2 separate regions of the Homo sapiens genome follow, and region 1 is linked to region 2. Evidence: chromatin contacts called from ENCODE Hi-C or POLR2A ChIA-PET data. All regions are on one chromosome and are shown on one strand. Each heading gives the region's core, a stretch centred on a gene start or an enhancer-like site at or near the end of the contact. The rest is flanking DNA. Distances are from core to core; before and after follow the strand shown.

Region 1 (2,700 bases), core at 200-2,699, 37 kb after region 2:
ATTTCCCCATAAGTATGCAGCAAGATCACAGGCAAAGAGAGAAGGGGGAGATAGTGGGATATGGTTTTTTATTTTTATTTACTTTTTTTTTTTGAGACGGAGTCTCGCTCTGTCACCCAGGCTGGAGTGCAGTGGTGCAATCTCGGCTCACTGCAAGCTCCGCCTCCCGGGTTCACGCCATTCTCCTGCCTCAGCCTCCCCAGCAGCTGGGACTACAGGTGCCCGCCACCACGCCCAGCTAATTTTTTTCTATTTTTAGTACAGACAGGGTTTCACTGTGTTAGCCAGGATGGTCTTGATCTCCTGACCTTGTGATCCGCCCACCTTGGCCTCCCAAAGTGCTGGGATTCCAGGCGTGAGCCACCGTGCCTGGTGGTTTTTTAAAGTATTAAGAATAATACTGGTGCTATAGAAAATGGCGGGAAGTGCTGACACCAGGCAGCCCAGCAGTCCTGAGGGCCCAGGTGAGATAAGATCCATTTTTCCAGGATTCTTTTCTGAAAAAATGCTCTAAGCACTAATGGTATGGCAAACATACAGAATTAAGGTTTTGCTAGATGAATGTAATGAAACTATAAGCAACGAGGTTGAGTACTGGGAAGAGAATGGATGAACTGCTGAACCACAGAGTCTAGCATTGACAGGAAACTAAAGCAGATACTAGAGACATTAGAGAAAATAAAAAACTTAAGTGGCTAAAACCCCAAAAGTTGAGAATATTTTATAGTGGGAATAACATAGTAGGTAAACTGGAAGGCTCCAAGAAGCTAATTTCACCAGAATTTTTTGGAGCCTATTGTAGTTGATGGGCTATAGTCCTTGAAAAATCAACACATATCACTAATTTTAAATACCATTCCCTTGACATGTATCGGTCTCAGTAAAATGCAAATCCTTTACTATGCACCCCCACCCCAGATTATGCCATAAGCAGCTTGCTAAGTAGCCCTTCAGAATTCCATGTTTCCTTTCTTCCTCTATTCTTGTAGAAAAAACTTAAAAAACTATTTCAGTACTTACTAGCTTCTTTTAAAAAGTTAATTATGCTCTTTGAACATGTGTCCTAGAAAAAAAGAAATAAAAAACAGTTAATTAGGAGTATCTAGGTTATGTGAAGCATTCATCAACCTCCTATTGACAGAAATTATCGATAGGCAAATTTTATATATAAGTAACTTTAACATGAACACTTCTTAAACTTTGGCCTCATAATTTCACAAAAATTAGGCTGCAAGTCACCATATTCATCAGATACTGGCAGACACTAACTTCTGCGGCTATGACACCAAGCAATACTGAAATCTCTTATCTTTCCAGGGGGGTTGTTCATGTATTCAGTGTTTGCAAAGAGTTCCTGCTGAGCTAAACACAGTCCACTGTGCACTCTACGAAAGAGTCCATGAGACAAGCATGGGGGAGGGTAGGAAGTTTAATACTTTCACAATGCCTGTGGAGACGCTGGCAGTGATGAAAGCCTAGAAAACTCATGAAAGGACCTTTTATGAGCAGGGTGAATGTAGAGCACAAAAGCAAAGTCAGATGACCCACTTAAAGCTTTGCCTTTACTGATGAGAATTCATTCTCATTCCAGATTAGTCTCTCTCTAGAAAAAGCAAACCTTATATAAGAGTTGGAAAATTAAGATACAGGAAGTATAATTCTACTAAATTCCAGTTTTTCCTTCTCAAATATCAGCCTAAGTCCTAAGGTCTGTGGCCAAAGACAGAAAATACAAGGCGCTGAGAAATATGCTATTTATCTTGGTGTAACAATCTCTGACTGTTGGGGTTTGAGGAAATTTAAGCTCTACAATCCATAGATCAGACCAGAAGTTTAGGGTAGTAATATTATGAGAGGAAATAGTTTCTTTCTGGAACTTATATAAAGCAAATAAATGGTAAACCTGATTTGCAAGGTAATGACAGTCCAAGTTCCTTCAAAGCAGAGAACCACTTATTTGCTCATTCATTCAACTAAGTTCCTTGTCTTGTGCCAGGCTGGAGAGAGAAAGCAGCTCCTGTCCTCAAGGAGCTCACATCTCAGGCATCTTCTCACCCTCCTTTCTCATGTTAACCAAAACATTTCAGGTTCATCAATGAAACTCTTCATCCAGGAGGCAGATAAAATGGCTTCTCTTCATTTTGATTCATTTACTCTTTCTTTTATTTATTTTATTATTATTATTTTTTTTTTTTCTGAGAAGGAGTCTCGCTCTGTTGCCCAGGCTGGAGTGCAGTGGCGTGATCTCGGCTCACTGCAACCTCTGCCTCCCGGGTTCAAGCGATTCTCCTGCCTCAGCCTCCCAAGTAGCTGGGATTACAGGCATGCGCCACCACGCCCGGCTAATTTTTGTAATTTTAGTAGAGATGGGGTTTCACCATGTTGGTCAGGCTGGTGTCAAACTCCTGACCTTGTGATCCGCCTGCCTCAGCCTCCCAAAGTGCTGGGATTACAGGTGTGAGCCACCATGCCCGGCCTACTCTTTCTTTTAAACAGAGAAATAAGATGGAATATTTTTATCCCATCTTTTCTTCTGTAATTAAAAAAGGAATACGAAGAAACTTGACATAGTCTCTCTCCTCATGTGCTCTCTTACTTCCCATCCCAATTCCATGTTTGCTCTCTTTTTCCTCTCTCCTTCTGTTTTGTTGTGAATGAAGAATTAGGTAACTAGTCCAAAACTACAGAGCTACACCTGGA
Region 2 (2,700 bases), core at 176-2,675:
TCCACAGGGCCTGGCTCCCTTTCACCCAATACCTAGCCTTGTTTTCTCATGCAGCTGGCCAGGCACTGACTCATCCGCCTCCACTCTCACCCTCCACCCGACTCCATGAACTACACCATCAGAGTGGCTTGGTAACTATCTTCACCATTTTCCTACCTGCTAAAAGGGAAGACAAGTCTCTTCCATCCTGTCATGTGTGCTCTGGATTACATCCACTGCTGTCAACTCAAAGACTTGTCTTCTTGACCTCATTTACCCTCCCCCAGCTACCACCAGCCTCGCGTCTCTCTTCTCAGCTGACTTTCCGAAACACAGTTGTCTAATTCGTCTTGTCTAATTCCTTACCTTCAGGTTCTCCTTAATCTATTTGCCCTGACTCCCACCCTCAGTGCTCTGTTTAAACTGCTCAGCCAGAACACCAACAAATGGCATATTGCCAAATCCAACAGGAACATTCCCATCCTCATCTGATTCAACCTTTTAGCAGCATTCATTCAAATATCTGTGGGCCAGCAATTGCATGCCATTGTTTGAGACACTAGGAACAGAGAAGTGTTCAAGGAGACAAGTGATAGAAAGCTTCCATTCTGTGGGGAGGAAGGAAGACACTGTTTATAAACAAGTCAATACTTAATTTTAGACAGGGACAAGTGCTATGAGGAATAAAAAGCAGGGTGGGGAGAGAGAAAGTGACAGGTTGGGGAGCAGTGATACAGTGGTCTGGGAAGGTCTCTCTGAGGAAGTAATATACAAGCAGAGCTCTAAATAACGTGAAGTGAACCACGCAAAGATCTGGGTGAAGAGCTTTCTAGACACTGGGAACAGCAAGCATGGTAGCTCTCAGGAGCTTGGCAGGTTCAAGAAACAGCACAAAGGCCAGTTCAATATAAGATGCCAGAGAGGTGGGCAAAAGCCAGCAGACTTAGGACTTGGGAGTCCATTGTAATGATTGTGGATTTAATTCTGAGTGTGATGAGAAACACTATGTCATCGAAGGGCTTTGAACAGAGGAGATATATAACTGGATTTACATTCTGTTAAAAGCTAAACTGACCCATAAGCAGTAGCCATGAGGTGAGAGGTTAATCTAAGAATGTAGTGTCATAGAAGCCAAGAGCAGAGTTTTTCAAGGAGGGAGCAATCAATTCAATCAAATACTGCCTACAGACTTAAGAAGGATGAGACAGAGAAGTGAAACCAGATTTGACAAGACGGTGGCTACTGGTGACCTTTCCAAGAGTATTTTCAGTTGAATATGGGTGAGAAAGCCTAAATGGAGTGAAATAAAGATAGAAAAAGGACAGTGAGACACTGGGTCCTTTCGTGGGGACTTTTAACATTAAGGGATGCAGAGGAAAGGAATGACAGATGGAGGGAGATGTGAGTGAGGTGGACAGATGGGTTTTTTTTGGTTTTGTTTTTAGAGATGGAAGACATTACATGACGCTTCTTTGTTAATGGTAAGTTTCAAACATACTGTGGTATGTGGCTCTCACCTTAAAATGAGTGTTCAGACTGGCTGATCACTCCTTCCTCTCTGAAGCACTTTCCTCTCTTAGCTTTCCACAACGAAACACTCCTCTGATTTTCCTTCTATCTCGTCTGCCCATCTCAGTTTCCCTCACTATCTGTTCCTCTTCCAACACCAGATCTCTAAATGTGGGAATTCCTCAGGGCTCTGTCCTTGGCACTCTTCTCTATATCTAGTTAATCTGATCAGAGAGATGACTGTAAATATAAATGCCATGCTAGCAATTCCCACAGTTGCTTTGCTTGATCAGACCTCTTTTCTGAGTTCCAGATTCTCAACTGCCTATTTGCCACCTCCACTTTAAATTTCATAGGCAACACAAGCTTTCTGTGTTTAAAACCTTTCCCTCACCATTCAGTAGCTAGTACTCCAACCCACCCTGTTGCTCAAGTAAGAAATGTGGAAACCCCCTTGATTTCTTCCTCACACTTATCTTCTATATCTAGCACAGCTGCAAATAATATATTTTGGAGATATATCTAAAACTTCAAATCTGTCTGCCTTTTTTTTTTTTTTTTTTTGCATTTTTTTTATTGCCACCAGTGTAGTCCCAACCTCCATCCTCTCTCACCTGGATCACAGTAAGCCTCTGCCCCTGCCAATCCATTCTCCACAAAGCAGAGTGATCTCTAGGAAAGCAACTCAGGTTGTGTCCCACTCTTAGGTAAAACCCTCCAACAGTTTCTCATGCCTCAGAATGAAATCTAATCTCCTTATCCTGGACTCTAACAACCCCCTCGATTTAGCCCCTACCTGCCCTATCTCTTGCACTCTTTCCTTGCTCACTCAATTTCAGCCACTGGTGTCCTTCCATGCTTTCATTCATTCATCCTCAGGCCTTTGAGCATGTTATTCCTTCTGCTTTACACAGCCTCTCTCTGTTCTTTGCCTGGTTATCTCCTACTTGTCTGGTTCTCTGTGTGTCACTTTTCCCACACAGGTCTTCTCTGACTTCCTAATACTAAATTAGGATCATAAGTCTCAGTTTCCTCATTTCTGAAATAAGTTATTCTGCGTATTAAATGAGATCTTTCATGTAAAGTTGTTGGCACAGTAACTAGCACACAGTGTGTACTTCATTTTAGCTGTTACGGCCAGGCACAGTGGCTCACGCCTGCAATCCCAGCACTTTGGGAAGCCGAGGTGGGCAGATCATGAGGTCAAGAATT

The links. Hi-C counts contacts between places; a loop is a spot of excess contacts on that map. ChIA-PET counts read pairs that join two places held with the same protein, here RNA polymerase II (POLR2A). Pooled maps may share reads with other maps.
Region 1: a pooled map shows a loop between it and region 2 (1.8-fold over the local background). The contact joins two enhancer-like sites. A Hi-C loop is called at or near these places in 1 of 168 maps with a recorded cell type or tissue (dorsolateral prefrontal cortex), 2 of 37 single-sample maps with no recorded cell type and 8 of 50 pooled maps. POLR2A ChIA-PET finds 5 or more read pairs at or near these places in 6 of 52 experiments (OCI-LY7, WTC11, activated CD4-positive, alpha-beta T cell and 3 more).

The regions. Positions count from the first base shown.
Region 1 is chr20:2,946,345-2,949,044 of GRCh38, reverse strand. It overlaps PTPRA (protein tyrosine phosphatase receptor type A), which reads right to left. Exons shown (of 24, transcript NM_001385305.1): 3 at 1,021-1,063. Among named protein-coding and RNA genes, the nearest start is that of PTPRA, 74 kb to the right of the region's middle. Within about 2 kb of position 1,449, at least 4 of the 41 ENCODE cell types and tissues checked have a DNase peak (open chromatin) inside an H3K27ac peak, as active enhancers do.
Region 2 is chr20:2,982,921-2,985,620 of GRCh38, reverse strand. All of the region lies in intron 6 of PTPRA (protein tyrosine phosphatase receptor type A), which reads right to left. Among named protein-coding and RNA genes, the nearest start is that of GNRH2, 59 kb to the left of the region's middle. Within about 2 kb of position 1,425, at least 4 of the 41 ENCODE cell types and tissues checked have a DNase peak (open chromatin) inside an H3K27ac peak, as active enhancers do.